Regions from separate parts of the Homo sapiens genome. Here regions 2, 3, 4 and 5 are each linked to region 1. A link is an interaction called in ENCODE POLR2A ChIA-PET data of the cell type or tissue named here. Cell type or tissue: HepG2. All regions are shown on one strand. Each heading gives the region's core, and the rest is flanking DNA. Links, peaks and the distances in the headings are about the cores only. Region 1 has its middle 83 kb from the start of FOXQ1. Region 2 overlaps FOXF2-DT (FOXF2 divergent transcript). Region 3 overlaps FOXF2-DT (FOXF2 divergent transcript). Region 4 holds the start of FOXQ1 (forkhead box Q1). Region 5 overlaps LOC105374879 (a long non-coding RNA gene).

Region 1 (6,183 bases), core at 677-4,676:
TGGAAGGTCGCCCAAGGGGGGGACTTTTCCTAAGTAGGAGAGAGTCCGAATGTTCGTGTGCTGTTTGAAAAGATCCAAAACAGGAGGTGAAACCAATGCTGCGGCAAGAGGGCAGACCTCGTCAGCGAGGGTGGCCCTTGCTCTGGAGGGGAGAGTGGACGACCTGGCACACAGCTGGAGGGAGCCTCCTGCCAGAGGAGCAGAGGCGGCTCACCCAACAAGGAGGGGCAAGGAGGGGCTTCAGTACTCGAAGCAGATGCAGGGATGAGCTGGCTCTGTGTCCACGGCTTCTGTTCTCTCAGCCAAATAAGAAACCAGATCATCAGCTGGGAGTGGGGATAAGGAGGGACTCTGTCATTGAAAGGGGGGAACGGCATGAGGCGGAGGTCCCAGAAGTGCCCAGTTGAAAGCCTTGGGTGTAACTTGGAGCAGAGCTGTCTCCCAGGCAGATGAGGGGCCAGGGCAGGGAAAGCTTGGAGCTAAGCTGAGCTCTGGGTTTTTCCAGGAGCCTTGAGGGTGTGTGCAAAGGCATGCTGAGAGTGCGGCGCCTTGCACTCTACGCCGTGTGGGTGTGGGGGTGTCAGTGTGCAGGAGTCAGGAGGAGCAGGGGCAGTAAGTAGGCTGCCGGGGTGGGCCATGGGGGCCAGGAATGGACAATGATGAAATCACTGGTGATGGCAAGTCTAAGGAGTCACCGTGCAAAGCAAGGACTGGCAGGAGGTGGGTGGAAACGCCTGTAAGTGCAGAATCGTCCGTGTGTGGAGAGGTCTTGCAGTTGCCAGGAATGATGCCAGGAGAAGAGGTGAAGAAGCTGACCATGGGAATCTACGGTGACTGCAAGGGGAGCCAGGCCTTCGGTAGGAAACTGTAGGGAACGGTAACATTCACTACAGGAGAATGGTATAGTCTGAGGGGTGCAATTCAAAGGAGATGGGATTTTTCAGGGCAAACAGGGAAAATGGTGGGGAAGCTGCTAGAAGGAGCAGGTGAGCATCTAATTCCAACTCCAGGAACAAGGGTCCTGGGGTTTGGGAGAAAAGGCATTGTATGCTCAGCAAGGTCCCCATGGGCCTTCCAGGTTACAAGCAGAGTAAAATTAAATAATAATGGAGCCAGTGGTTTTAGAGGGAAGGGATGTTTCCAACTTGTATACCCCAAGGTTTCTCAAGCTCTGCGCTATTGACATTGGGGGCCAGATATTTCTGTGTTGGAGGCTGTCCTGTGCATTGCAGGACACTTAGCAGCATCCCAGGCCTCAACCCACTAATGTCAGTAGCATTCCCTAGTGATTGTAGCATAAAAAGGTCTCCAGATATTGCCAAATGTCCCTGGGGGCAACAGCACCCTAGTTGGGCATCTCAGACCTGCCCTAACAACCACGGTGCTGTTCCTCTTTACCACGGAAAGTGTCCCTTGGGAGAAGCAATAACACACTCCCATGAAAGACAAGGTTTTCCTTGAAACAAACATCAAGGTGGGGGCCAGTATTATCCCTGTTTCAGCAACAACCTAAAGAAAGTTGCATAAGGAAATCACTGTCCCGTGGCCTAAACACTGGTAGAATTGGCTTACTGTAGACCTCACCAGTCTATGCAGTATTTATAGCTAAAACTTCCAGGATGCAAAATTTAAGCCCTAGAAACATACAGGCCTCTAAGGGGTTCTATCAAAACCTGCCACCGATTTCCTAAAAAGAGCTAGCCTTATCATGAAACTTACTCTATAGATTTGCATGGGGCGATGTGCCTCATTATCACAGCTGTGCACTGGTGTGAATAAATGACAATAGGACAAGCACGCAGATCTTTCCAAACAGCATGCACCTGGGCCGCAGGCTGGCCGAGCGCCTGAGGGTTGCACCACCTACAATATCATCATTGTGTAATCCAGTCCTCCCTCTGTCAGCACAACAGCACAATCTAGAATCACCGATTTCCAAATCACAATGTAATCACACTGTAATCTATGTGTTTAAGAAAGGAGAAGCCACACACATACAAACACGATCACACACCATTTCCTTGAAGTCACCAGAACGGCAACATCTAGAACAAATAACCTCCTCTGGGAAGGTTCATTTCTCCACGGTTAACCATTGATGGGCTGGCGTGATCCCTTTAAACATGGGTCGCCAGAACTCAAAGCCCACAATCAAGGGTTTATCTAGGAGATAGTATTCCACAGCACCTGCTCAAAAAGGACAGATTGCCTGGAGCGCTACAGGCTAGCAAGGTAAACTTACGAGTGGGTGGCCTCCTTCAACAAAGAAACTGCACTTCTGCCCTTCTTAATGCCTGGAGTTAATTCCATCCTCAGATTTCATTTGAACTCACAATTCTGGCACTGAGGATCAAAGCCTGCAGACACCATTATCGAGTGGATTTAGATATTCAGCAAATGCACCCTTTCCCTGTCTCACACCTTTACCTGCTGGTGAGTTGGATGGTCCCATTGGAACCCAGCTCTTTCCAAGGTTGAGCAAGAGAAAAAGAGGCTTCAAAACCAGTGGTCTCCTGCCCGGTTAATGAACCACTCTTCAAAGAGCTGTGTGGGAAGCAAGCTTATACGCTGAAGCAATGCCTCAGATGATCTGTGACCTCTGCGTAGCTTGCCCTCCACCTCCCCATTATGACAGCTAGCTAATGGTTTTCTGAATATTTCCAGCCTGGAATTCCCCAACTTTCTTGAGGATAGTAGAGCCCCAGAGGCAACAATTGCAGGGCACGGAGCAGAATTTTTTGCATCACCTCTCAGTGAAGTTTCAAGAGACATGTTTTTCCCAAGTGCACTCAACGCCGACGCCTATCCAAACTCCTCACTCTCTCACAGGGCTCTCAGGGCAGGACGGCGTACCCCCTCTGCCCCAGCCAGTTCTCCTTACCTGAGCACCCATCCTCTCTTCCTTTCTTTCCCTTCGTGAGAACGAGGAGGTTGGAATGGCGAAAATGTTTTCTATGCCAAACAATTCTGAGCAGAAAGAGGACCTTTTCCTCTGAAGCTGTGATTGATCTGAAGGAGGCTAACTTCATTGGAGAGCAGTGGGTTCCAATTTGTCACCAGATTACAAGCAAGGGTGTTTCTCCTTTCTCTCATTTCATCAGTTAACAATTCATCAACATGTGTTTATTGGCACCTGCTATAACTCTAGCTCTGTGCTATGGATTTCAGGTGGCAAAATACATGGAAGACATTGACTCTTTCAATAAGATGGACTGCCCACTATGTGCCAGGCACTGAACACGCAAAGACGAACCAGTCTCAACCCCTGCGGATGAGGAGCTCAGCCTAATGGGAAAGGCAGGTATGTAGACCAAGGTTTCCCAGCCTCGGCTCTGTTGGCACCTGGGGCCAGATGGGCCTGTGTGTGGGGCTGTCCTGTGCGTGGTAAGATGTCTTCAGCATCCTTTACACGCACCCATGGGAGCATGGCACCCACCTCTCCCCAAGTTGTGACAACCAAAAATGTCTACAGATGTTGCCAAATGTTTTCTGAAGAACAAAATCGCTACTCTCCCCTGTACTGAGAAACACTGATATAGACAAATATGTACAATATAGTGTAATAAGTATAGTAGTGGAGTTATATACAAACTGTGGTTGCTGCACAAAAGACAATGTAAACATCTTTGCCTAGGAAGGGATCAGAGGAGGTGAGACTTGAACAGAGCCTTGAGGGAAAGAGTGGGGACTCAAGGGGTACACAAGAAAGGGCAGGGGTGACATCAGGTGGAAAAGTGGTGTGCAGAAAGGCGAGAAGACCCAAAACTGCAGGAAACTGCAAGCACCTGAGCAAGATCCAAGCTGAGAGCATGAGAGAAGGCGAGTGGACGAGGGAGCCAGGAGGGGAGCGGCAGCCAGGACACCGAGGCCTCGGCACCCGCACAAAAGGGTTTGGCCTCTCTTTGTAGAAGATGGGCACACGGGATGTTTTCAGCAGGACCTGATGTGAAGAATCATTTTTACTTTTTTCATTTCACTGAGAAAAAGATATTGCCTTGCTCTAAGGAACACTGAAATCTAGCATAAAAAAAAAAGACACACAGGAAACGTTACCAAACAGGCAGCCACATCTCTTACAGATACAATAAAGAGAACGGGAAGAATCGTCACTACTGGTGTTTATAAAAAACAGTGTGCAATTCTTCTTGTGAATAATATTGCTGTCTGTATTATTGTTTTAAATAAAGAAACCTCTAATTTCTTCATTGAACATTCACCAGGCTGGGAATCTTTCCAAGTCGGGCACTGGGTCTGGCTTATCTCTGTGCCCAACAGCTGGTAGGGAGCATGGCACGTTGCAGAACCTGGGTGAGTATTATGGGATGAATGATGTTCCAGACCAGGGGTCAACAGACTTTTTTGTAAAGGGCCAGATCACAAATACTTTTGCCTTCGTAGGTCAGGTGGTCTCTGCCCTACCCCCTCAACCGTGCCCTCCTAGTGCAACTGCAGTCACAGTCTATGTCTAAATGAATGAGCGTGGCCGTACTCCTGTAGAAATTTATTTATAAAAAGAGGAGGCAGGCTGCATTTGACCAGAAGATCATAGTTTGCCAGCTTCTGTTGCAGACAAACGTGTTCTCAATGAGTTAAAGAGGAGACGTTATTCAGAGTATTTATCCCAAAGTAAACATCCCCAACAAACACTGGGAAGACAGCCTCTTGGTCCTAAGTTCATGTTATTTGTCTCCTCTTACAGATAGAGGTACTCACTTGCTCTAATAAACTCAAAGTAATAGAGTGCTAGAAACAAAGAGGTCTAAGTTAACTCCTTCCTTTTACTGCTAAGGAAACTAAATCCCCATAATCTAGAGTGCCTTGCCCAAAATTCTGTGGCTGTCTTCCTCTGATGCCACAAATCTGGGGAAGAAAACTTAAACCCATTGCATCTAGGTGCAGAATTCCCTGCTTATGCACTGCCTCACTCTTGTGGGGGGCTGAGTGAGCCAGGCTTTCACCACGGAAGGGTGATACTCCAGGACTGGCAATGAGAAATTCACTAAGCCACACTCAGGTGGGATATTTGGCAATGCAGTCCTATGTTGCATCACATCCAGTCAGGTTGCAGAGCCAGCAGTGTCCACATTGGCTACGTCCAGGGAAGCACTTAACACCAAAGCCAGAGCTGTTCCAGGGTTCCAAAACACGCCAAAAGAAACGAAATCCATAGCATTTGATTTAGCAGAGAACACAAAGCACGCAATAGTCACTTTTACTTGGATTCACTGATGAGGAGGGCTTGAACACCAAGGTCTTGATAGTGGTATTCCTTCCAATAACGTTGTACCCAAGCCCCAGCTGAGAGACCTTTAAAGATCTATTTCCTGTTGATTTGGGGGAGAATTCCCAAAGTGCTATAATTTGGTTCCCAGTGCACAGCAAACTCTGTAGCTCAATACAAGTTAAGAGATTGTCTGAACCTCTGAGGCACTTAAAGCTTTCCATAGGAGTCAAGATCGGGCACCTGTATTTCTTATGCTTCACCAGTGAAAAGACCAGGGCAATGGGAGCTCGCACAGACAGTGGCTTCCCCAGGTCCTCCACGGGCCCCACACTTCTTTCCTCCCTGAGCCTGTCACTGCACAAATTAGGTACATGTTATGGTTGGAGAAAAGTGTGTTATTTTTTATCAGTTTACTTTGGTTTTAATCTTGAGGTGCTTCCCATTCCAAGGTTCTAAAATAACTAAACAGACGTGAAAAATTGCAGAAATGGCATTTCCAATGGAAAACACAGTAGGATTGTAGGAATGTGGTGTGAAAATGGTTTTTGAAACAGTTCTGGAGTCAGGAAGCCAGAGTTAGAAAGTGCCAGCAAGGTAAAACCCCAGGCACATTGTACAACAGAACAATAGAAGGCGATTTCTTCCTGTCTCCTATCAACAACACTTGATTCGCTGATACACACCACCCCTCTCCTTAATGCCTTGGTTAACAAACCAACACACCCATCTTACATAAACTGCCTTACTCAAACCTACACACCCCAAATTTACACTCGAGTGAGAGATTCTCGTTAGCTGTTTAGAACAAGTCAGCACAATTACTCACATTTTGACTCAAAAGATTCTTCATGCTCAGATGACTTCTTCAAAATGGGATGGAAGAAATACCACAAAAGGCTGCTTGTGGCATTTGAATGCTGGAGGCTGCTTGGATACATTAGGACAGATACACCTATTTT
Region 2 (6,183 bases), core at 1,480-5,479, 110 kb after region 1:
CTTGCAGGCCTTGTAGGACATTAGGATGAAATTCTAATTTATATATATCTATATCTATATATAGATATAGATATATACTGCACACCCAAACCTATTTGTTGAGTATGGTAAATATTTAGTATATGGTACAGAGTGGATACTCAACAAATGGTAATCAGCATTAATAATAGTAAAAGTGCACCTTAACCTTTAATGAGGAAGTCAAATCCTCATCAATCAACCTACAATTGTTGTACAAATTACACAGTTTACCATGAGGTAGACACTTGGGGGGAAATACCTTCAGTAACTTTTAACTAAATTACCTGGAATTTGATCTACAGGATTATTTATGTTGCAAATCAAAGCCATATAGGTCTTTGCCAACATGCATGTCATACCATTCATGCCAAGAAATATAAACCTCTGATATTACTGATTAGTGCAATTAACTTACTTGGTCTTTAAAGTGAAAACACCCCACACATTTAGAAACTATAGGAGGAACACTAAAAACCTAGGGTGTATACCGAATGAGATGCCTTGACTCTCCCATAAGAATTTTCATCTGTTGGCCAGGTATGGTGTCCCACACCTGTAATCCCAGCACTATGGGATTACATAGTGCCCAAGGCGGGCAGATTGCCTGAGGTCAGGAGTTCAAAACCAGGCTGACCAATATGATGAAACACTGTCTCTACTAAAAATACAAAAATTAGCCAAGCGTGGTGGCATGCGCCTATGGTCCCAGCTACTCGGGAGGCTGAGACAGGAGAATCGCTTGAATCTGGGAGGCAGAGGTTTCAGTGAGCTGAGATCACACCATTGCACTCCAGTCTGGACAACAAGAGCAAAACTCCATCTCAAAAAAAAAAATAATAATAATAATCTGTTAAACCAAAAAATACAATGCAAAAATGTTATTGAAATGAGACTAACAAAAAAGTTTTTAATCTCCTTATTTTCTTTTCAAGCATAACTAGATGGAAAAAGATGAAGATAATTCATCTGCTCAATTGTTTTTTTCAGCTCAGTGATTCTCTGTCTTCTATGTTTACATTGTCAAAATAGAAATAGGTCCTATTAGCTCTAAGGTTTATGCACATAAGTGATTAATCCCATTTAAAGTTTGTGTTTCTCCCTTTCCTCCACGAGCCCTCAGTTTTCCATTTTTCTCTCACCATCTTCTTGCTATCTTTCCCTGTACTCTGTGAGACCTCCTTCAAAGGTCAGCCAGAATAAGAGCAGAATTTTTTTTTTTTTTTTGAGACAGAGTCTTGCTCTGTTGCCCAGGCTGGAGTGCAGTGGCACAATCTTGGCTCACTGCAACCTCTGTCTCCTGGGTTCAAGTGATTCTCCTGTCTCAGCCTCCTGAGTACCTGGGACTACAGGTGCGCGTCACTGTGCCCAGCTAATTTTTGTATTTTTAATAGAGACGGGGTTTCACCATGTTGGCCAGGCTGGTCTCGAACTCCTGACCTCATGATCTGCCTGCCTCTGACTCCCAAAGTGATGGGATTACAGGCGTGAACCACCACGCCTAGCCCAATAGCAGAATATTCTATGCAAGAAGAAGAGAGTAAGCTTCTGCTGGATCTTACAAAAAGCTTGCCCAGATCCTTTCAACTTCCCAGGAACCACCAAACCTTCCCTCAGCAGCATGTCATCACTGGAGCAGCAGGTTGATTTGCAAAACCATGTGGAGCCAACAAAATCTTCTCAAACCCAGTCCTCATCTCACTCCATTCACCAGAACACATGTCTAAAACAGCAAAGATTTCTATGTGTAAAGCGAGCCCATAAGAACTCTGGGAGAAAGCATGGAAGAGTCCTAAGTCTTTTTTGTAGAAGCAGGGCTCATCTGTGCATGGCACAAACCCCAAATGCTTTCTAAGAAAAGGTGGGTAAGTGTGAGTCTTTAAATAATGTAAACTTCTATTTGTTTAAGCAATAGACAAATGAGAAACATATTTGTGGCCTATCTGACAAATAAAGGTAATGATAAAGCTTTTAAAGTCAATTTTTAAAACTAAAAAAAAAAAATACAATAAAAATAAACAGTAGTCAAGGCCAGATTCCAGAAAATAATGCAAATAGTCCATAAAATGCAAAAAAATGTTGTCTTCCTTACTTGAAACATGAATTACAGCAATAATCATTTGCCATTTATTGCCTATTGGCAAAGATTTAAGAGTTTCATAGCACATGGAGTTGGTGAGGTTTTGAGGAAATAGGCAGTTCATATAATGTTGATAGGGTTGTAAATTGATATAACTTTTTCACAGGGCAATTTGGCAATATCTATTAAAATGTAAAATTTACATACCCTTTGACCCAGCAATTTCATTGCTAAGAATTCAGCCTAAGGGTTTGTTCTCTCATCTGTGCAAAGAGTGCAAGGGTACCAGGACACGTCTTGCTGTATTGTTTGTAATCTCCCCAAATGGGGGGAGAAAACTTGCTAATATCAATTTAAGAAACTGGTTAAATTCATTATGATACAAACCACACAATGGACTATTAAGCATGGGTGGATTCTTATGCTCTTGTGGAAAGGTTCTGAGATACACTGTTGAGTGAGGAGAAGTGTGCTGCGGACAATACATCGAGTGTGACCCCATTTGCAGTGAAGGTTAAATAGATATATATCCGTCTGTGTGAAAGTTTGCACGTGCAGAGGAAATTTTCAGAAAGATTTTAAGAAAGACTTAAATTGCAGTTACCTCTGTGTATCTGGTAAAGCTGGAGAGGTCTTTTATCTTTGGAAAAACATTTTATCTTTTACCTTACACTCTTGTATTCTACTTGGCAGAAGTCATTTTTATCATTAATGTGCATTACTTTACTATTAAGACAAACATAGTTTACTATTTGGGGAAGAATACAAAAGAGAAAAAGGAGGAGAAAACAAAGGAGGGAAGGAAAGCATAAAGGTTTAAAGGAGGGAGGAGGGAAGGAGAAAGGAAAGGAAAGGAAGAGAGAAGAAACCTCCTCATTCTTTTGAGTAGAAGGCCGTTACCTGTTTCAATGGAGACAGTTAGCAGCACATTTTAAAACTTAAGTAATTTTACCCAACTTCACAAACACTAACTTGTTGCTTCTTTTATAAATGAAAACAAGGAAGTCTCTAGGGTTGGTTTCGTCCACACTTTTTCTTAGGCTATATGCAAACCACCCTGGGATAAAGTCCTCACTGCACGTAAGCCAAGGGTGACTCCAGGGAGCCAGACGGCATTTCCTTCCATAATACACAAATTTGTATTTTGCCTGATGTTTTTGTCTCTGAGCCCAGATCCCACAGTGATAGGCGCCACAAAAGTACACAGACCAACAGAGGACGCGCCCTGATTTTGCAGAAGAGACCGATGCTTGGAGGTCAAGAGGCTGCCTGCCACGGATTCAGACTGGAAGCTTCGGCCGTCTGAGCAGATTAGAGCATCAGGCTTTGTCGCTAGTGCATGCAGGAGTTTTCACAGATAAAAATCTTTCTTTCTTCTCCTTAAGATTCTGGTAGCTAACCAGAAGCTACATGAATTTTTTTTTACTTACTTTTTAAGATTAAAATCATACATGAGGTCTCTTTTATAAGATAATGAGTATTGCAAAGGATTTTTTTTTTTAAAGAACTGGTTTTTAAAAATTGAGAGACTTTAACAAGGCTTGTATGTTTGTTTTTAAACTCCTTTTCTATGGTAAAGGAGGAAAGTTTAGGCCTACCACAGGACCAAGGCTTGCAGAAAGACAAAACTGTTCTGGAAGCAAATGGGACCCACTCCTTCACCTCCTTCCCCCGCCCTCCCTTTCCTCTCCTTGCCCCAAACTGAACTCTGCAACCATTACTGAAGCTTACAAAATATTCTGCTACTACTCGACAGTTTAAAAATTAACAAGCATGTAAAGCTACCGGGGGTAAAAGCCTGGAGCCTGTGGCAAGAAGCAAGCCCTGGCTGGATTCTGTAATTATTTCTTACGCAACTCCAGGTCGCAGTCACAGCTTTCCGAAGATTACACACTTCCAGCCGCTCAGCCCTGCTGGAGCAGGAGGGCCTGGCTCTGCCAGAGTTGTGTATGCCTCTCATAGCATCATAATTAGTCATTAAACAGCAGAACAAAGGGCCATTCTGACCAAGGTGGCACTACTGGATTCCTTTGCTTGCAGGAAAGGAGAAATTTCTTGCACGTTCTCCCCTGGAAGGATGTGAATGGGGTTGGGAAGGGAAGACCAAGATGTGGAGAGGGGTGGACCGAGAGTTAGTTGCAGAAGGCAGACTTCATGGGGATTTTCTGTCCCTGCTGCTGCGTTTCTTGTTTGTGTTGCTGCATAAACTCCACCAGACCAGCACGCTGTGACTGCCCTAGCCCGGCCCGATCAATGGGAAGGGACCTCTTGGAGGGCCTCTGTGCCTACGAGGTTTCCAGCCCTACCCCAGGCTTTTCCTTATTACCAAGATTGCTGCCCTCATGTTCACACATTTTATTTTTTATCAGAATTTTGCGAAATCAGAATTCTAAACTTCTGAGGCCCTAGATAGTTTTAATGAAGCATATACCTAGAACCTGAATATTCAGGGTAAAGTATTAGCCTTAAGTATAATCACGGCTAGCCCATGGATTCTGCAGATGAAGAAACTGAGGCCAGAAAGCCCAGTGGTGAGCTTTATTACAAACATTATGGGGGCTTCATGAAGGCACTTGGCTTTACTTTATTCTTGGAACTCAGAGCTAACCTCCCATGCTTTCTTTGTCTGCTCTATGAATTCAGTGTCTACCTGAAACCTCCACCCAACCTGTTTGTACACTTGGAAAACCCAACCTGGTGCATGGGCTGGGTGATAATCATGGCAACACTGCAGCCTGCAGGTAAGTGTGAAGATAACAGCAAGACAGCTGGAGAGTGCTACCTGCCAGCACACAGTCTCAACCCCTAAGAGGCAGCTGCGCCCAAGAGAGGAGGGATGTCAATGAAGGGTCACACCTTCAGTTTGGGCTGAAATGAGTGAGCTAAAGGAGTGGTTTGTTATTCAGAATTACATTTGCCAAAGTGTACTAGGGAAAAGAATTAATTTCCCACAGCATTGGTAAGAGGATTGGGTCTTTTTGCCTGGACTTTATAGAAGAGGTCAAGAAAGATGGAAAATGGCCCACGGAAACTGACTCGCCCACAGCGGCCTGCCCTGCTCAGCTGTGCCACTCAGTAACCACTAACAGCGACTCCAAGTTGACAAGAGAAAAACAGTCTTTTCACATTAATCTCATTTCCCTGTGTGAGAGTTTCACTAGACTACATCAGGGAAACACCACAGACACTGACTATCCAGTTCTAATACATCCGAAAATATCTTCAAGGATGGCATAGAGAAATGTAGGTTAGACAATTAAGTTACAGAGAAATTCCGTGGATTAATCAGTTGTAACCCAAAGGTGCCAGTTAATGGATTAACATCGACCTATAGGGACACATCAAAGAATTCTTTTCCACCATGTTTTCCAATGAACTGGATAGAAACACCTTCAGATCTCAGCTCAAATGTTACCACTTCCTTTGAGGTTTTCTCTAGCCACCCTATCTAAAATTGGGAAAAAAAAAAAAAAGTCCTCTCCTCTTTTATCTCTCTCTTCTGCTTTATCTTTCTCCTCGGCACTTGGCATTACTGAGTTTACCATATGTACCTATCTTTGTTTCATGTGTCTTTCACACTTGAATGAAAGCTCCAGGAAAATAGGGATTTCTTCCTGTTTTGTTCACCGCTGTATGCCCAGATCTTAGATTGGTGCCTGGTGGCTGGGCACCATGGCTCACACCTGTAATCCCAACACTTTGGGAGGCCGAGGCAGGTGGATCACCTGAGGTCAGGAGTTCAAGACCAGCCTGGCCAACATGGTGAAACCTCATCTCTACTAAAAATAAAAAATTAGCCAGGCATGGTGTCACTTGCCTGTAATCCCAGCTACTTGAGAGGCTGAGGCAGGAGAGTCTCTTGAACCTGGGAGACGGAGATTGCAGTGAGCCGGGATCGCACCACTGCGCTCCAGCCTGGGCGACAGAGCAAGGCTCCGTCTCAAAAAACAAAAACAACAACAAAAAAAAGATGCCTGGCATGTCAAAGTGCACTCAATAAATAGTCACCAAATGAACCAATGGATGGCAATAATGTGCTTGCTGAATGTGAAGATAGCATAAACCCAGGCGGGTGGGGGAAATAT
Region 3 (6,183 bases), core at 1,507-5,506, 97 kb after region 1:
AACCCAAAATGCTATACAATTCAACATCTTTGACATGTATTTGTTATTTCTGATCACCAATTTCTAGCCATTAAGAAAGAAGTAGAAAAGTTTTGCAACCTTTGGCTGGCTCTACCCACTGTAGTTAAATGTCTGGTCATGCTCAAAATCACAGAAGTTGCCCATTCAAAAAAAGAACTCAGAATGAAGACACTAAAGAGACCCTAGTCTAAATTCCAGCTGTGTCTCACACAGCTGGGTGACCTTAGGGAAACGGGTCATCCCTGCAAGCCTCATAAGGACGAGGGTTGGGCTGGAACATGTCTTGCACACCTCCCTCACAGTTCACACCCATGAAAACCCTCATATAATGTCAAAAATAACACGCTAATGTGTTTTTTTTTTCCCTTTTCCCTAAACTCAATCAACTTGAGATCAAGTGTGAATCTCAGGGACAAGTTTCAGTATGTCATTCTTCAACATGATTAAAGTACTTACAAACACAGCAGAATATATTGGATGCCTTAGGGTACAATGGATATATACAACTTGTCATTCTAATGGGTCATAACATGTATTTCCAATTATGTTTCCCCCAGTGTGCTCCTGACAACTTAAGTTTCTCACAAAATCCCAGCTTTGAGAATTAGAGGAGAATGCTTACTTCACAGGCAGGAGACAGAAGTTGGGCTATTTTCAAGAGATTTCATCATAAGCAAGGCATTTAGGGCTGGGTCGCATGGTGGCTCCCAGGCCGCTGCTCTGGGCTGACAGGATCAGCTCAGTCCTTTGTTTATTTAAGAACAAAGTCTAAAGGCAATTCTCAGGGTAGCAGAGTTGATATAACCTAAAAATGCAATAGCCTGGGTGCTCCCAGCACTTTGGGAGTCCAAGGTAGGAAGATCATTTGAGACTAGCAGTTCGAGACCAGCCTGGGCAACATAGTGAGATGTCTTCTCTACAAAAAAGTAACAAGAACAACAAAAAATTAGCCAGGCATGGCGGCTTGTGCTTGCAGTCCTAGCTACTTGAGAGGCTGAGGTGGGAGGATCGTTTGAGCCTAGGAGTTCAAGATGCAGTGAGCTATGGTGGTACCACTGCACTCCAGCCTGGGTGACAGAGAAAAAACTCCTGCCTCTAAAAAAATAAAGAAAAATAAAGCATAAAAATATCAATGTAATTAGCACCAAGGGCCTCAAGGCATGGGAACAAATGTATATGTGTTCATACAAATATAACATGAGAATACTAATGCTAAATGTGGAAACACTGAAAGAAGATAAATACAGCAACTAGAGAAAAGCCCTGAAAAAAATAACTCAAATAAGAATAAATATTACTATTTAACAAAGTGTATTCCAGGTAAGTTCTCAGGCCCAGGGAACGTATGAATAATAAGGGTGACCCTATCATCCCCACAGATAGACCCACCCTTACTTAAGAGAGCTGGTATTTTTCTGGGGAAGTCAACATTTGTAGGAGGCATGCTCTAGTCCTAGCACCCCGACTCCCCTGGGGAAGCCACCATCCATGGCATGCAATGTGGGGGTTGCCCTCAATTCTCCAGGACTCTGAGCCTTGAGCAGGGGGATTCAGGGGCCAAACACAAGTCAGACTGATTTGCTCCCAGGGTCCTAGTGAAATGGTCCACCAGCTTCCGCTGTGGGCCCTGGAGCTTCCTCAGCTCCTCTCCATTCTGGGGAAACTCAGTCGAGTCTTCCTTTGCTCATTTGTCCAGAGCTGTTTCTGCTGTTGGTTACCTCCTCAGGCCTGTGCAGTCAGCCAGACACAAGGCGAGGAAGCCAGCATGGTCGGCCCGCTCTTGCCCCCGTCCTCCATGAAGCCTTCTCCTCCTACTGGCCCTTTTGGCAACCTCTGTGCCCAGCTGGAGGATGGAGGGATGCAGAAGCCAGGGGCCGTGCAAAGCAGGAGCAGCCACTCTGCAGGCAGCAGCTCTCTCCCCCTCTCTGGGGGACAAACATCACGGGCTGCTGGTCCCCAATATGAATACCCTCTGAAGTCTCAGGCTGGGTAAAAGGTTACCTCCTTAGGTTGCATGTACACGACACACTGAAAAAGGCAGAAGGAACAGAAATCAGATCCGTGGTTGCTGAGGGCTATGGTGGGCACAGCTCTAAGGGGCACAGGGAACCTTGGGGTGAGGGAAATACTCTACATCCTGACGTGGCTTCAGGACTGCACACACTGGCCAAACTCAGCGCCTAGAAAGTGGAAGTTTTTGCTGCATGTGAGTTATACCTCGACAGCCCTGACCCCAAGAACCCATTCTCATAGAGTGAAGGGTAACACTTGCTGAATTGCCCAAACCAGGGCACCTTCCCAATAACAGTTTAAGTTAAAGGAGATACAGCTTTATTTGCAGCATTTCAGCTAACTGGGGCTAGTTAGGGGGGCATGTTTTCAGGGCAAAGCTAAACTTCCCAGTACCTCTTAAATCATGCACAGTATGTAGCAGCCCCTTCCCACTCTGGGCAAAGCCATCTATGGCCCTGGTGCCTGCTGCACTTCAATATGGGCATGTGTCAAGCACCAACATCTAAAAGGGGAACCACACCAGCATGAAGCTGCCTCCACCCTCCCCACATTCACTCACACTGTCTTCTTCAGCAGGTACATAGGCCGAGGAAGCAAAGGGGGACTCAGAGCCCACAGCCCATGTGGAAGAGAATGTGGCATTTCTGCAGAATCACGTGCTTCCGAAAGCCTGGATTTGTTCACAGGGTAGTTCCTGGGGGATGCTGCCAACTTTTAAGGCCTGGATGAGCACCCTGCAAGGACAAGTCCCCAGAGGGGGACCGAGATTTAACACCCACAGGACTCTGTGGCCCCCCCAAACTATCCAGCACCCTCACCTTCCCCGTGCCGGGTTTCAGAAAGCAGCTCCAATGTGAAAAAGATCGAGCACATGCAATTCCCTCTGCTCCATGACCCTTCCCTGCACCCTGATTCCATAACCACACGTGTAAGAATGCCGGGGAGATGTTGTGCAAACCAAGCACTTTTGACCCCTTGCGGCAGTTGCACACAGTCAGCAATCTGAAAAAAGATAATTATTAGTTCTCCTATTTATTAGCTGAGCCCTTTTGAGTAATAGCCTCTGGGGACATTCATACATGCAATAAAAGTCCTCATCATGGTTAAGTGCAAAATGATGTGGCCTATTCTAGATTTTTGCTGAAACAAACCCTCAAGCCCAGGTAGTTCCTCTCCCTGGAGTTGAGAAAGGCAAAGACTTTGACAAGCACCTTCTCCACTCTTGTGTGACTTCAGCATCTACTTCAGAAATATTTGTTGAGCTCATTCAGGGGGTTGAAATCAGTAGGCTAACTCAGCCAATTTGGATCCAGCAAAGATGAATCTGAGCCCATGTTTTCTAAAATGCAACCTCACGATGAGGTGTGACTGAAAAGAGCTGTCTGGCGGCCCAAGTCCCCTCTTCCATGAGCAAAGTTGAAGTGTTTCAGCTAAAAGATTGGGGCCTAGAACAAATCCTGCCCAATAAGGCTCTTTCATGAGTCACAGGAAATTAGAACTACCGTATCTTTTAGTCACAGTTGATTCAATAGAATCAAGACCCAGCCCACATGCAGGCCCAATGGCTGGCTGTTTGCACAGAGTGATTCATGAAGGGAGCCCAAATTCTCTGCCCGATAAGATCTCTCTCCACACACTTTTCTGTTTGCCTCACCGATCCCAAACCCCCACCCCAGCTCATTCTGCTGCCTGAAATATCACCCTTTGAGTCATTCTGTTGAGTTACATAATAAAAATGGGGCATAAGTTCTACAAAAAGGAAAAAAATGGGGGAAGGGGGACTGGGCGGAGAGACACAGGGAATCATTGATCCATGACAAACACAATGTTCCCTTCCTCACACCTCTGTTAATTGCAAGGTCCAAGTGGACCAGCTTGTAAGCCTTGGAAGGACTCAGTGTGAGTACTGAACACAGCTGTCCACAGACAAACACAAATGGCAGTCTGCAAAAAGAAAACCCTGCTTCAATCTTAGCATTGTATTTTCTGCACCTCACTAGCAGAGGTGTTGGGTGTGAATGAAACAATCCATGACACTTGTGGTGACCAGCAGTACCTTCAATTCATACAGCAAATGTGATGTTAAGTTCTACCACCCATAGGTCACAATCAGTTTTCCCTTCTGGGGGTCCCTCTTCCTTTGTCCCAGGATGTGAATCAATGCCAGTGTGTAGACACCCCACAACTTACAGTGGGGTCACCACCCAATAAACCCATTGCAAAGTTGAAAAATTGTAAGTTGGATCATCATAAGTCGGGGACCATCTGTGCTTAAAGAAATGTGCTTTTAAATTCCTTTGACAGATCATTTTGCTGCTGCCTACAGCTTTTCACCAAAGTTATAAAGCAAACACAGGCTTAATAAAATATGCAATCTATGTTTAGAACCCAGGCTCCAGGGGAACGGGAGCGATGCAGAGCAAACAGGTAGGATTGCAGTGAGTCGGAGAAGAGACCCCCACCCCCCGCACCCCTGCACAACCCTCCGGTCGGCTTCCTCACTCCCTCCCCTCACTTCCTCTCTCTGCCCTACTGGAGAAGGAAACACTTTGTTAGTGCTAAGCATGCCCAGTAGCCAAGGCCAGGCTTTAGCTCTAAGTCAGAAGGAATCTAAAGGATAAACAGGATCCAAGTCCTCCATTCTCTGTTCCCTGCCAGGCCAGGGAGCAGACTGGTTCAAACAGACAGCTTCCCTGACGCATCCTACTAGAGAAGCCTTGATTGTTGGATCTCCAGCAACGTTCACGCTGCCCTCCTGGAGGAGGCTCAGGGGATGCCTGCTTAGGAGCCGAAAGCCCAAGCCCTCTCAGCTGTGTCAGGATGATGATAATGGGTGCAGGTCACTCCTTTCCTTAGGAACGCTTTTAGACTTTACCACATCTCCCCTGGAGAAAAGGGTTCTCCCCTGGCCTGTCATGCAGTTATCTCCAGAGAGGCAAGGAAGGCATGGTGGGCGGGCAGGGTCACGTACCATGAAACCCAGCAGTGGGGCAGCAAAGCCACAGTATCAAGTCTTCAAAATAAGGAGCAAGAGGCGCAGGGGCAGTCCCGGCATGGGGAGAAGACAAATGACAGTCTGCAAAAAGATAACCCTGCTGCCGATCTTAGCATTTTATCTTTTTTTTTTTTTTTTTTTTTTGAGACAGAGTCCTACTCTGTTGCCCAGGCTGGAGTGCAGTGGCACGATCTCGGCTCACTGCAACCTCCACTTCCCTGGTTCAAGCAATTCCCCTGCCTCAGCCTCCCACCTCACTAGCAGAGGTGTCAGGTATGAATGAAACAATCTGTGACCCTTGTGATAGCAAGCAGTGCCATAACAAAATTGCTAAGAGAGGAGATCTTGAGTGCTGTCACCACAAGCAAATGAAATTCATACAGCAAACGTGATTTCATGGCAGCAGAGCTTCCTGGCCCTGAAGTAGAGATCAAGCCGGGCTGCACCCTCGGCTGCCAAAGGACTCCCTGCCGTGGCTTGCAGGGGGACCCGTCCGCTCAACCCCTCTCTCAGTAAAAGAGTTGGAGCACAAATTAATTTGGTAGGTGCCAGAAATAAGTAGGGGAGGAGGGAGGTGAGCCGGTGGACAGAAAGCAGTGGATACAGGGTGAGCTGTCCAGCCAGCTACTGCTGAGAGTGACTAGTGCTGAAGGCCATGAGAAAACTCTGGGAATGGTATGATACACTTGCCTGGGAATGATCCCAGCAGAGACCAGAGAGACAAGGGCGTGATTGGTTGAGAGGTCCCCGGGTTGGTAGGGGCATGTCTCAGCTGCCATGCATTGGAGCTGAGCACTTCCCGTGCCTTCAGAGAGAACCTTCTAGCAGATAGGGCAGCTGAAAGCATTTAATACTCACCCCCACCACAGTTCAGCCCTGCAGGCTCTCTGCATCCACACCAGGCCCTTTCAGTCAAGACTGGGATCCTGCAGTAGGGACAGTGATCTAGGAAATGGCCTCTGACTTGCAGCATTTGCTAAATTCCATGGTGAAAATGTACTCACAATGGCCCATCTCAAACCATCAGCAGCCAAACACTGGATGGGACATTCCTGCACATGCAACCCCTGGCTGCTGTGCCATGAGCTAGTAGGAGCCTGCTCCAGCACACCACAGAGGCTGAGATGGGGATCCCCTTGCCTTGAGGCTCAGGT
Region 4 (6,183 bases), core at 1,475-5,474, 83 kb after region 1:
CAGCCCTTGGTTTTGCACCTGGTCAGTAATGCCCAGCCAAATTCTAAGATTCTTGGATTAAACCATGCCCATTGCTCAAGAAACCGAAAGAAGACTGTTCAAACAAACATGGTAAATGTACAAACAAATGAGCCTGACCCTATTAAAACATTTTTGGAAAGAAGCAAAAATACAGACACGTAAAAATGCCTAAGTTTTCTCCGTCTACTTCCACACTCACCTTCAATCCTTGCAGGATTTTTCCAGTGTTCAGCATCTACCAAAAGAATCAACCAGACCATGAAATGGGCTAGAACAGAGTTGGACAAAGCACTCCTTTTCTTCCCATGTATTTTCACTATGAGGAAAGGTAAAGAGGCAGCTGGGCTTTATCGCTGTAGAGGCCCTTCACTGCCACCTGACCTCGAGCCCCAAGTCAGGGCCCTCTCCATGCCCCTAGGGAGACTCTGCAAGGATTCAGAGCCATGCATTTTGCCCTGGGACTCTCAACATTAGCCTGGTCTCTAAGCCTGAGGCTCTTCAGTTCTTCACAGCATTGTACTGTAGATTCATCCAGAGTCCCAGGTCCCCATGGGAAGGTAATTTTAAGTTTACCCTCTCTTCAGATCCAGAGGTTAACACGACAAGAAATTCAAAGCTGTTTCCAGGTTGCTGGGTGGATGTGATCAAGATTGTTCTGTAGTCCCTTTGGGCTGGGAGCCTGCGTGATCTTCTAATGCATAGGGCAAGTCATCAATATTTCCACAGGGAGTCACCTTAGGTATTTTAGGAATTAAATTATTTTCTTCCCAAGATTAGTGTTTAGGAACTGGGTCAGTGAAGCACTATCAAATTATGGAAAGCGTTAAATTTGCAGATAGTTTCCACAGTTAATTAAGTTACTTTGTGCCCAGAGATACATGCACTATCTTCCTAAAATCACCACTTCAGGGAGGTCATACGATCATGGAAATATGAACTTATCTTTTGCCATAGTTTATTCACTTATCTCCATGGAAATTAAAGGGCAAGGGGGAAAATAAGCTAATAGGTGTTTCTTACCTACAAGTGTTTGGTCAAGCTCCACCTGCAGGCATTTTTTATTAACCCATCAATGTACTCCCCAAGGAATGGGAATTAAGGGGCAGAAATATCCAAGCACTTCTGGGAAACTTTAAAAAAATGCATGTGACGTCTGGCAGCGTCTGGTCTCCCCAACTGTATTCAGCCTTGAGGGTGTTGTGGATAGACACGCCCTGCTCCATACATTCTCGGTTTCTCTGATAGCTGCAAAAGGTGAATGATTTCCCCGCTGTAAAACAACAGCTAAAATTGATACCGACATCAACCACAAATGGAAAAAGCAGTGTTATTTCTGGTTTTAACAGAAGACAATCATGTTATCCTCAGCAAATGGCACATTCATGTGTCAAGGATAGGGGAATACAGTCATGAAGAAAAAAAGAAAAAAACCCTGCTCTAGTGGAGCTTCCATTCTAGCTGAGGTAGGGTTTTTTTTTGTTTGTTTGCTTGTTTTTGTTTTGTTTTAATCCTATCCAGGTGGTCCACGGCCTGCCATGCCATCTTCCTTCTCAAAGTCCACTTAGGTGGCTGCAAGCAACCTCTCACCTGCCCATTCCCTAAGTCACTCTAAAAATAGCAAAGGGTTTCCAGCTGAGAATTCACCCACCTCCAACTCACTCTCTTGCCCCCCAACCTTTTCAGGCTCCAAACTTGCAGACAGCAGCCCACAGGATAGACATAAAAGGTGGGGCAGGTCCTTGCCCCCCTTGCCCCAAATGAAATCAGGGTAAGGAGAGGATCCCCTGCAGCTGGGGAGGGGAGGAGGTTGGGTAAGAAAGGGGGAAAGTGGGACATGGAGGTGGGGTGAGCCACCTTCCCTGGCGGCGACCAGCATTCCTTGGTGGCAGGACACCTTGGCCCTGGAGTCTCGAAGAGGCCTCCCTTGGACTCTGTAGCGACCACGGGTCCCACCTCAAGCCTCCTTGGCTTTACCTTCCCCATCAAATAGTCATGTGCCCTCCTGCCCTGCCCAACCCCAGAGTTCAAGAGAGAAAAACATTCATTACGAACGCCTTTTATCCCTGGCCAAATCCAAGCCTCTTTACCTCGCTATATATATATAGATATACATATTTGTCTCATCCCACTTCCCTCTCCAGGTCTAGTGAACCATCAACTCCAAGGCTAGAGCTGAGCAGACCCCTCCAGAAAGGCTCATCTCCCAAAAAGCAGCCATTCCCCACCTGGCTCCCGAGGCGCATACTTAATAAAGTCAGTCTAATCTCCGAACGCGATCCTTCCCCAAATACAAAAATAACAGAGCTGTGGCTGGGGCTGTCATGTTGCCCGCCCCATTGTGAATGGCTTCAAAACTCCCTGAATAAAGATAAGAGAGGATTGTGTACGTTTTCAACACAAATGGTGGAAAGTAATAAAATAAACATCAAAGGTGAGCTCCCACCTACTAGCGGCTCCGTCGCTTTTTGTGCAACAAAGGCAGGAAAAAGGAGGAAACTCGGCGTGGCAGGGCAGCGGGCTGGAAGTGCACCTTCCCGGGGCCGAGGCGCCCGCTCCCTGGACTAATGACGCCGCGTGGGGATCACGCCCCGGGCGCCCTGGGGTGAGGAACGGTCCCCCCTTTCGAGATTGTCCGACACTGGTGCCAGTGAGGTCACAGCAAAAGTCCCAAAGGAATATTGGAAAGAAATGGCCGTGAACCGGTTTGTTCTTGCCCCCGCCCCCGGGAACACGCCCTCTCCGTCGTTCCTGTTGACTGTCAGATCCCGGGAACCAAGCGGCGGAGCTCGGCGGCATCTGAGGCTTCCGCAGGGACACAAGTGCAGGCACAGCCCAGCACCCTGCGCCAGACACAGCCGCCCCAGGGGAAGAGGAGGACGCTGCTGTCCTCCCGCAGGAGTCACCAGCCAGGTAAAGAAAAAGGTAAAGTAAGACAAAGAAAAGTGAAAGTCGGAGCCCATTTAGTGAGCAAGAGTAAAGGTCATCCAAAAAGGCGCATACAATTTCAAGCCCAGGAGTGCATTCATTAAAACAAGAGGAAAAGACAAGATGGTCCTTGAAAGGAGCTCATAGGAAGGGGCACAGCACAAGGCTCCCGAAAGAGGTCACTGCAAGTGTCCTGCGCAATTTCTGTTCAGCACCTCTGCAGTGACGACAGGGGTTTGCTTTCGTAAGCAGCATCGTTTTCACTACTACAGAAGCACATACGCCGCGTGCAGCTTAGGCCCGAGCAAAGTCCCTGCTCCCCTAGACCCAGTCCCTTCAGGTGTCCCCCTAGGGGAACTGTGGCGTGTCCCCCCAACCAGGCGCACTCGCCTAAACTGCGTCCCCGAACTCCAGGGCGCAGGGAGCCCTCGCGGGCTGCCCGGGGCTGGGGCCCACACCTGAACGGAGGAGCCGGCTGGCGGAGCGGCCCCGCGCGCGCACACACGCACACTCACAGACACGCGCAAACCCACAGCGGCGCGCGCGCTCCCCATTGGCGGGAGGAGGAAGGCGGGGCCGGCCGACCCAAAACAAACAACCTGCGCCAGCGACTTTGCCGCCGCGCTGCAGTGTGGCCTCCGCCTGGTGCGCGCCCGTTGGGGAGCTGGGGAACTGGGGAGCCGCCACCACCTCGGCCACCTCGTTCCCCCACCCCTTGCCGTCCGCGCTCAGGCCCCGCCCCCGCGGAGCCGCCGCAGGGTTATATTGGGCCGGCCCGAAGGTGGAGGCGAGACGCAGCCGCGGCAGGCCAGCGGGGAGATGCTGCCCCGGAGGCTGGGAGCGGGAAGGCGGCTGCGGGCGCAGCGGCCTCGGGGACTCGCCTCCGCGGGTGCTCAAGGCTGAAGGCGCCGGACCTTCCCCCACGGTGGCACGCACATCATCCGGCACCATTTCCGTGCCCCGAAGACGCCCGCGCGGGACCTGGGACCGCCAGTGAAGAACCCCTCCTGGGCTCTTTAACGAGCAGCAGATGCGCATGCTGCTTCTCTCCGGCAGGAAAGCCTTCTAAGCCCGGCGTGCTCGGGCACCCGAGGGTGGAACCGCGGCCCCTGCACACACTCACCCCAAAGTCTCAACGTCGAACCGAAGGCGACACCCACCCAACTCCTCCCTCTCCGCCCCATAGTCCACCCAACACTTGCAGCCCCTCCAGAGAAAAAGCCCAGCGGAAGAGGACTCCGGAAAAGTGACTATCTCGGAAGACCAGGGTAGAGCTCCCGGGAGAAAAAGGCGAAGATCCCCGGCCCCGGATCGCCATCCCCTTCCCTGGCACCAGCTTCTCTAGGCTGCGCGAAGGAAGAGGGTACGACGCCGGGGAGGGACTGGGTGCGCGGGCATGAAGTTGGAGGTGTTCGTCCCTCGCGCGGCCCACGGGGACAAGCAGGGCAGTGACCTGGAGGGCGCGGGCGGCAGCGACGCGCCGTCCCCGCTGTCGGCGGCGGGAGACGACTCCCTGGGCTCAGATGGGGACTGCGCGGCCAACAGCCCGGCCGCGGGCGGCGGCGCCAGAGATACGCAGGGCGACGGCGAACAGAGTGCGGGAGGCGGGCCGGGCGCGGAGGAGGCGATCCCGGCAGCAGCTGCTGCAGCGGTGGTGGCGGAGGGCGCGGAGGCCGGGGCGGCGGGGCCAGGCGCGGGCGGCGCGGGGAGCGGCGAGGGTGCACGCAGCAAGCCATATACGCGGCGGCCCAAGCCCCCCTACTCGTACATCGCGCTCATCGCCATGGCCATCCGCGACTCGGCGGGCGGGCGCTTGACGCTGGCGGAGATCAACGAGTACCTCATGGGCAAGTTCCCCTTTTTCCGCGGCAGCTACACGGGCTGGCGCAACTCCGTGCGCCACAACCTTTCGCTCAACGACTGCTTCGTCAAGGTGCTGCGCGACCCCTCGCGGCCCTGGGGCAAGGACAACTACTGGATGCTCAACCCCAACAGCGAGTACACCTTCGCCGACGGGGTCTTCCGCCGCCGCCGCAAGCGCCTCAGCCACCGCGCGCCGGTCCCCGCGCCCGGGCTGCGGCCCGAGGAGGCCCCGGGCCTCCCCGCCGCCCCGCCGCCCGCGCCCGCCGCCCCGGCCTCGCCCCGCATGCGCTCGCCCGCCCGCCAGGAGGAGCGCGCCAGCCCCGCGGGCAAGTTCTCCAGCTCCTTCGCCATCGACAGCATCCTGCGCAAGCCCTTCCGCAGCCGCCGCCTCAGGGACACGGCCCCCGGGACGACGCTTCAGTGGGGCGCCGCGCCCTGCCCGCCGCTGCCCGCGTTCCCCGCGCTCCTCCCCGCGGCGCCCTGCAGGGCCCTGCTGCCGCTCTGCGCGTACGGCGCGGGCGAGCCGGCGCGGCTGGGCGCGCGCGAGGCCGAGGTGCCACCGACCGCGCCGCCCCTCCTGCTTGCACCTCTCCCGGCGGCGGCCCCCGCCAAGCCACTCCGAGGCCCGGCGGCCGGCGGCGCGCACCTGTACTGCCCCCTGCGGCTGCCCGCAGCCCTGCAGGCGGCCTCAGTCCGCCGCCCTGGCCCGCACCTGCCGTACCCGGTGGAGACGCTCCTAGCCTGAGTAGCGCCGCGGGGCCCGGGAACGCCGAGTGCGCGCCGTCGGGGAGGCGGGAACGCGGGCCCGCGCGCGGACTTTGCACTTTGAATCCAGAGGAAGATGAATTTTTAAAATCTCCATCAAACGTGCCTTAAAGCTAAAGCATTTTGACAGGAGTATTTAAACTTAGTCCAGGATATTTTCCTTTGTGTTTTATAACTTTACAGAGGACCAAAGCAATTCTTGTTTTAGTTTCTTTGCGAAGCCTGCTCCTCCTTCCCTTCATAAGGACTTTTTTTGTCTTTCTTTAACGCCCAGGCTTCGTCTTATTTCTACTGTTTTTGTCGCAACTTCCATTGATTTATGTCCCTTCCCTCCCCCCTAAGTACATCAGGGAACCTTTCCACACTATAAATGATATGACTACTGTTTGGGGTTTCTGGGCCCCCATCCGTGTACGTATGTGGCATTTCCAGGTATGACTGAGTGTGAGAGACATGTCAGAGGCTCTTCAGTGATTTCTTGCTATTGACCGATGCTTCACTGTGCCAAAAGAGAAAAAAAATGTTGGGTTTTGTAATTAAATTATTTATATATTTTTGAAACCCGAATTGAAAATGTTGCAGGCAACGGGCTACAGCTTTATTAGTGGT
Region 5 (6,183 bases), core at 1,392-5,391, 62 kb after region 1:
GTGTAAGGTTTTGCTGCTAAAGGACAAAAAAAAAAAAACTTTCCTTTTCCTTTTTTTTCTGAGTAAAAAGATAACAGACACTCATAAAAATCAAATAACGAAATTAGATCCCAAGAAGAGGACAATGTAAGCAATTTAAAGCACATTTTCCCAAACTTGTGTCTTTTACTAAACTAAAAGATTGATACACATACATGGGCACAGTATAGATGTCATTTTCCACTCCATGTTTTCTTACCCATCCACATGACGGAGAGCTTTATCCATGATGGTGGATGAAAATCTAGAACACTGCTATTAGTAGTAGCATTCTGTCATAAAAATGAAGCAGGACTTATTAGTCAATCTCACTGAAGGATGTTTAAGTTGCTTCTGAATTTTTGTTTCTATAAAAAAAAATGCCAGGATAAACATTCTTATATATTCATTATTGTGCATTTGTTCAGTTATCTCCCAGGAATAAGTTTCTGAGAGAAGAATGACTGGGTCAAAAACTATCAGAATGTTCAACGTTAATGTATATTGCCAAATTGCCCTGCAGAAATGGGGCATCAGGTCCTACCATCCCAGAATTGCACAAGAGAACCCATCTCTCCACATCTAACCAACAGTGGTTACTGTCAATCTTTTCACCTGTTTTCCAATCTGATAAGTAACAAATAATATGTATTTGTTGTTTTAATTGCATTTCTTTGATTTCAGTGAGATGTTAAATTACTAATTGTTATCAATGCAAATATACTACTAGCAGTGACAATTGCTAATCTGCACTGAAAAATTTCTCTGCACCAGGCACTTTACTAAGCCCTTTACAGAATTATTTTCTTTTATCCTCACAATAACCCCTCAAGGCAGGGAAAATAAGTATCCCTATTTTACAGATAAAAACAAAGGCTTAGAGAGGTTACTTTGCTGAAGGTCATGGAGCTAGTAAATAGTGAATCCAGAACTCAGTCCAGGTAGATCTACCCCCAAAGCCCACACTGGGTAGCAAGCATTATCCTTCCATTTATTTCCATACACACACTCACTAATTCTGTGTTTCCTCTACGTATGTTTCCACAGGCGAGTTTTATGTCTTTATGACCTTTGCTCATTTTTTTTCAATTGGAGTGCTTATGTTTTTCTTATTAATTAGCAATAACTTTTGGCTATTAAGAATATTAATTGCCATTTTTAAATCTACTTTTTTCTCTATGAAATGTAATTATATACAATTTACAACTTTCACTTCTGTTTGTGATTAGTGCAATGATGTGAGTAATGACTTCAATAAGCCCTGAAGCCTGATGTCGTACTCCTCAGGTATAGGTGAGCGCAAGAAGCTTAGCCAAGCAGATGGGGTTAGATTTTGCTGGTAGCGCAGCCATGGACATTAAGAGGGTTGGATAAAAGTGCACACAGCAACAGGAATGGGGGATGAAGTGACAGAGAAAGCTAGCAGACAGGGTCGCACAGTTGCAATTTCCCCTTCGTGAGCCTCTATAGGAAAGGGGTCTCTTTTTCAGTTTTTCTCACCTTGCGGGACTTTTTCTGACACTTTCCCTTACTTCTGCCACCATATCCCAAGAACAGGAGTTTTGTCACACAGTACAGTTTTAGGGCTTCAAAATCTCTTCTTTTCATTCCAAAATTTGAATTAATCCTTTATCAAAGCAAAGATTAAGCTTTGACCACAGACCATCTTCCCTAAAGCAGGACAGGTGCCAAGGGGGACATGGGGGATTGGGGCCCAGCTTGGGTCCCACCAGGCACTGACTGGCAGTGTGACCATAAGGAAGTTGTTTTTCCATCCCCTGGCATTGGTTTTCTCACTAGTAGAATGGGGATGATACAGCCATGTCACAGATGGCTTTGAAATTATATAAGAAAACGTTTACCAAGCACCAATGCCTGTGTGACCCTGAGTGTTTAGAAGCTGGGCCTCTGCCGCCACCGGTGTCTTTAGAGATGGGGACATCCAAGTCCTCTAGGGCTTTCACTGGAGAAATGCGAAACACTGCTAGGACTCAGCTACCCTGCTACTAAACTAGCACTTCAGTTGACGTTTCTCCAAGATTGTCCCAAGAGACACTTCCAGAGCTAAACGGCAGGACAGCAAGACATTTCCTCGCTCCAGTTGCCCTCTTCTCCTCTGTGTGGGCACCAAAGCCCTTCACCTGCTGCCTCATCCTAGAATCCACAATTCCTTGCCTCAGTGACTATTGTTGAAATATCTGTCGTCCCCAAACCCTCTATCTTTGGCTTGGATTACACAGGATATAGTTATACTACAGAGTTATAGTATAAATGAAGCAATACCAGGATTCATTCAGAGAAGATTCCCCAGAACATCAGAACTCATTGGAAGTAATAGATGAGAAAGGCAATCCTCCTAATTTCCTACAAAGACCAAAACAATCCCTCCTTTGCTGATGCCGGCTAGTTAGTTCCCAGCCATCCCTCTCCACCCCCAGCACGCCCCTCCTTTGGCCTTGGGGTGGGTTTATTGTCATAGCACCCTTCGTTTGCAGAGCAATGTAGATGTAGAGGAAATGGAGTTATGTGCATGGAGCCCCACTCTTTGCCAAGCACTGTAAACACACCTCATCCTCACAGCAGCCCAATGAGATCCCTATCATCACCTACTTAACAAAAAAGGAAGCCAAGATCCAGAAGTCTGAACAGTTCCCAAAGCCACATAACTGGCCAATGACCAAAGTGCAACTCCTACCCAGCTGCATGTGCCTCCAACGCCCCTCGTCGCCCCGCCATGCACTCATCCTTACAAAGCACTTTCACATGTGTTTTCTTCTTAGTCTGCCCCCAAATCCTTCAAAGTAGCACAGCTCCCTTCCCACTGTCTCCATTTATTGATGTGGGGCTGAAAGAAGCTGCAGAATGGATTCTTATCCTCACTGAGTGGCATGTGGTGCCTCTGGAGCCAGGACCCCAGGCATGGGCCTGCACCCCACCCAGGTAGCCTCCTACAGCCAGGCCTGGGATGGAGAGCAGCCACCTGAGAGCTCCAAAGTCCTCCACTGAAGGAAGACAAAAATATTTACCTTGTTTCTGTGATCAAAAATATTCTACTTAGAAATACTTCTGGATATTTCAACAAGATCTAAGTCCACATTGACCAACTCACTGGGGAATCCTGACTTCAGGGGCCCTGGACCCCCAACCCTCCTCCCCAAGAGGATCACTTAGCTTCAGCAAGAAGGTGCTGCTGTATAGGCCTTCAGCCCCAGCTGGAGGTCATCTCCACAGCTCCTTTTACTTGTAAAAGTTTATCAGTACAACCAGCCCCTGAGGGCCACAGAATTAGAGGTAAAACCAAGCATAGCTCTGAAGGAGGAAGTATCGAACTGCAGCCAAAACAAATGTTGCCTGAGACGAGGGATTAGAATAAAACTACAAGAAGAGCTGGCACAATAAACACACTTACGCTGCATTATTCAAGGGCATGAGGTATGAAGGGCAGCTCACCTTGGAGAATGCAATCGTCTGGTCAGCTTGCAGCCATTTTAAGCTGCATTCAGTGAGGTGTCATTAAGGCTTTGGAACATTCTCACTGGTATCATAGACTTTTTGAACTCAAAAGGATCTTTGAGACAATCCATTCCCATCCTCATATCTAACAGTTGATGGAACTAGTGTCCAAATAAGTTCAATGACTTACTCAAAGTTATTTAGCTGGTCAGTAACAGAAAAGTGACCAGAAGTCAGGTGCAGAGCTTCAATAACATCAACACAGATTGCCAAGCCCTCAAAGACACTGTTTATGTGCACATACACAGGCACATGTATACACGTGCATATGTGCACACAGACACATACATATGTGATGCAAATGTAAGCACACATGCACATACATACATGCGCACGCATATACTCACATACATACATGCGCACACATATACTCACATACATACATGCACACACATATACTCACATACATACATGCGCACACATGCACATGCATACATGCGCACACATATACTCACATACATACATGTGCACACATACTCACATACATACATGCGCACACATATACTCACATACATACATGCGCACACACATACATGCACACACATGCACATACATACATGCGCACACATATACTCACATACATACATGCGCACACATATACTCACATACACACTTCACTCAGACTCTACACATCATGTTTTTATCAAGCCTTTCTGGGCATCCAAGCAGGATATAACTTGGGTAACGTGGCTGAGCATGCAGCTGACTGAGAGGCACACTGCACCGGGAGGGACCTTGCTTACCATTAGCTTTATATTTATACCTGTTGTTCCTTGACAGCCAGGCCAATAACAGCACCGACCTAGTGGACTGTACTAGGTTTCCCAAACGACTGTGTGGGAAAATGTTGACCAAGGGCTCTGAATGGTGCCTGGTGCCTAACAGATCCTCATTCATGTCCTAGATGGGGCTGTGTCATTTCTTACAAGGCAGGAAACAAATGCAGTGTAAGGAGCAGGGCTTCTGTGGTCAGACCACCCTGGACCGGGACCCCTATTCTGCTCTTAACTCTGGGCAGCTTGCCCACCCTTGCTTGGCTGTGGCACCCATGTATACATGAGTTGTTGTCAGGAGTGAATGAGGTGATGGCACTGGTTGCCCAATTGCCAGCAAATATGAAGTGCTCACGAACAGAAAGGCAATCCAGGGTGCAACTTGCATGTCATAGAGAATCACACCAGCCTACCTCTTCTTTTCCAAAAATCCAGGTCTACAGTTTCCTCCTTGAGGGTGATTTTTGTAATCCTGCAGCACCAGGATGTGTTGGCTGTGGCCTGGAGTCAAAGCTCCAGGAACTTCCGTAGAAGAAAAGTTTCTCCAAAACCCTTTCAAAAGTCACCTAATCAGGAAGTCTCTGCAAAGGGATTTGGAACTGACTTGGATGGGTTCTTTCCTGGTAGACACTCAGCACTTGATCTTCACTATATTACTCTCCACTTGTTGCTAAATTCCTTTCTAAGCATCTCAAGTCATTTCATCTAGGTTTGCTATTCTCAACTCCATCACAATGGCCTGGGGAACAATAATTACCCTTGTCAGCTAAGACAGCATGTCCACCCAGTAGGAACTCAAGAGCCTGCTGCCAGAATATCTTTCCTTCCACCCTACCCTAACCGTGAAGTGAGGCACCAACATTCTTTAAGGAATTCTGCTGAAGTCACAGTTTCCCAGAGGCTCAATTTGATGCTGGGGAGAGGAGTGGGACAATCATCCCCCTCCCACATCACACATTCTGGACACGAGCTCCTCTTCAGGGGCCAAGTGTGTGAGGCCAGATTCCATCAGGAGGAACAAGACAGAGACTTCGCAGGATGGCCTGGTCCAAGGACAAACTCAGACCCCCTGAGGGTCTCACACACTTGTCATGTGCCTGGTGAAAAAGCTCATTGCCATGGTCAGCCCTCAGAGCTAAAAATATTAGAAGCTAAAGTGGTAGAGAGACAGGAGAAAGAGCCACGTCAACTGAGGTGGGAAGGTTCCTGCCAGAAAGGGTTAGTGTCGAAAAAGCTCTGCACCCATCGCCCTCACTGTACACACACACACACACACACACACACACACACACACACCCTTTGCTGATGTGAAATGGCAAAATGGCTAGATCAGACATTTGGCCTAGACTGAGCATCTTCAGTCTCAAACCACACACACCATGGAAGCAGCCTCTGGTGAGGGCATGTCACAATTCATTGACTTGTTGAGCCTCCCCACAGGAAAAATATAGAAAACTGCCAAGGATGCAGCACCCAACAACATATGGCTCCCATAAATCACATTCTTATTCTCTAAAATCTTCATTATTTATGGAGCAATGGTCCTAAGAAGACTTTTTCAGGAAATTAAATTCATATTGAATTTAATCCTGCCTGCAACTCTTATTTTCCCAGTGAGGAAACAGCTACTGGGAGATGAAGTAGCTTGACAAGACTACACTGCTGGAAAGAGATAGAAGACTTTAAAAGAGACCACAAAGCTATAGTAACCAAAACAGCAAGGTACTGGCATAAAAACAGACTCATACACTAATAGAACAAAGTAGACAGCCCAAAAATAAATCTCCGCATTTACAGCCAACTGATTTTCAACAAAGGTGTCAATAGCACTTACTGGGAAAAGGACAGTCTCTTCAATAAAAGATGCTGGAAAAACTAG

What was found. ChIA-PET counts read pairs that join two places held together with the same protein. Peaks named below come from ENCODE experiments on the same cell type or tissue, not always from the same donor. Only the 100,000 strongest peaks of a DNase experiment are listed, where the experiment ranks them.
Region 2: POLR2A ChIA-PET joins it to region 1 with 50 read pairs; 2 of 35 experiments call an interaction of 5 or more read pairs at or near these places.
Region 3: POLR2A ChIA-PET joins it to region 1 with 23 read pairs; 5 of 35 experiments call an interaction of 5 or more read pairs at or near these places.
Region 4: POLR2A ChIA-PET joins it to region 1 with 223 read pairs; 5 of 35 experiments call an interaction of 5 or more read pairs at or near these places.
Region 5: POLR2A ChIA-PET joins it to region 1 with 10 read pairs; 3 of 35 experiments call an interaction of 5 or more read pairs at or near these places.

Annotation. Positions count from the first base shown.
Region 1 is chr6:1,226,149-1,232,331 of GRCh38, forward strand. No RefSeq gene overlaps it. Among named protein-coding and RNA genes, the nearest start is that of FOXQ1, 83 kb to the right of the region's middle. RefSeq lists an enhancer at 1-479. In HepG2, for the core only: no CTCF peak of the experiment used is centred there; DNase peaks (open chromatin) are centred at 1,953, 2,533 and 4,633; H3K4me3 peaks cover 2,410 bases.
Region 2 is chr6:1,331,615-1,337,797 of GRCh38, forward strand. The region is part of intron 1 of FOXF2-DT (FOXF2 divergent transcript); the gene reads right to left. Among named protein-coding and RNA genes, the nearest start is that of FOXQ1, 23 kb to the left of the region's middle. In HepG2, for the core only: a CTCF peak has its summit at 4,824; DNase peaks (open chromatin) are centred at 3,957 and 4,807; H3K4me3 peaks cover 1,599 bases.
Region 3 is chr6:1,322,160-1,328,342 of GRCh38, forward strand. It overlaps FOXF2-DT (FOXF2 divergent transcript), which reads right to left. Exons shown (of 3, transcript NR_187218.1): 2 at 2,594-2,768; 3 at 1,316-2,049. Among named protein-coding and RNA genes, the nearest start is that of FOXQ1, 13 kb to the left of the region's middle. In HepG2, for the core only: no CTCF peak of the experiment used is centred there; DNase peaks (open chromatin) are centred at 2,962, 3,622 and 4,632; H3K4me3 peaks cover 577 bases.
Region 4 is chr6:1,308,363-1,314,545 of GRCh38, forward strand. FOXQ1 (forkhead box Q1) reads left to right here and starts at 3,736. Exons shown (of 1, transcript NM_033260.4): 1 at 3,736-6,183. The coding sequence starts at 4,343. The coding sequence ends at 5,554. RefSeq lists an enhancer at 4,190-4,906. In HepG2, for the core only: CTCF peaks have their summits at 3,183, 4,868 (motif pointing left) and 5,474; DNase peaks (open chromatin) are centred at 2,789, 3,219 and 3,579; H3K4me3 peaks cover 3,624 bases.
Region 5 is chr6:1,287,643-1,293,825 of GRCh38, forward strand. LOC105374879 (a long non-coding RNA gene) reads right to left here. Exons shown (of 2, transcript XR_001743918.2): 1 at 1-6,183. Among named protein-coding and RNA genes, the nearest start is that of FOXQ1, 21 kb to the right of the region's middle. RefSeq lists an enhancer at 1-114. In HepG2, for the core only: no CTCF peak of the experiment used is centred there; no DNase peak of the experiment used is centred there.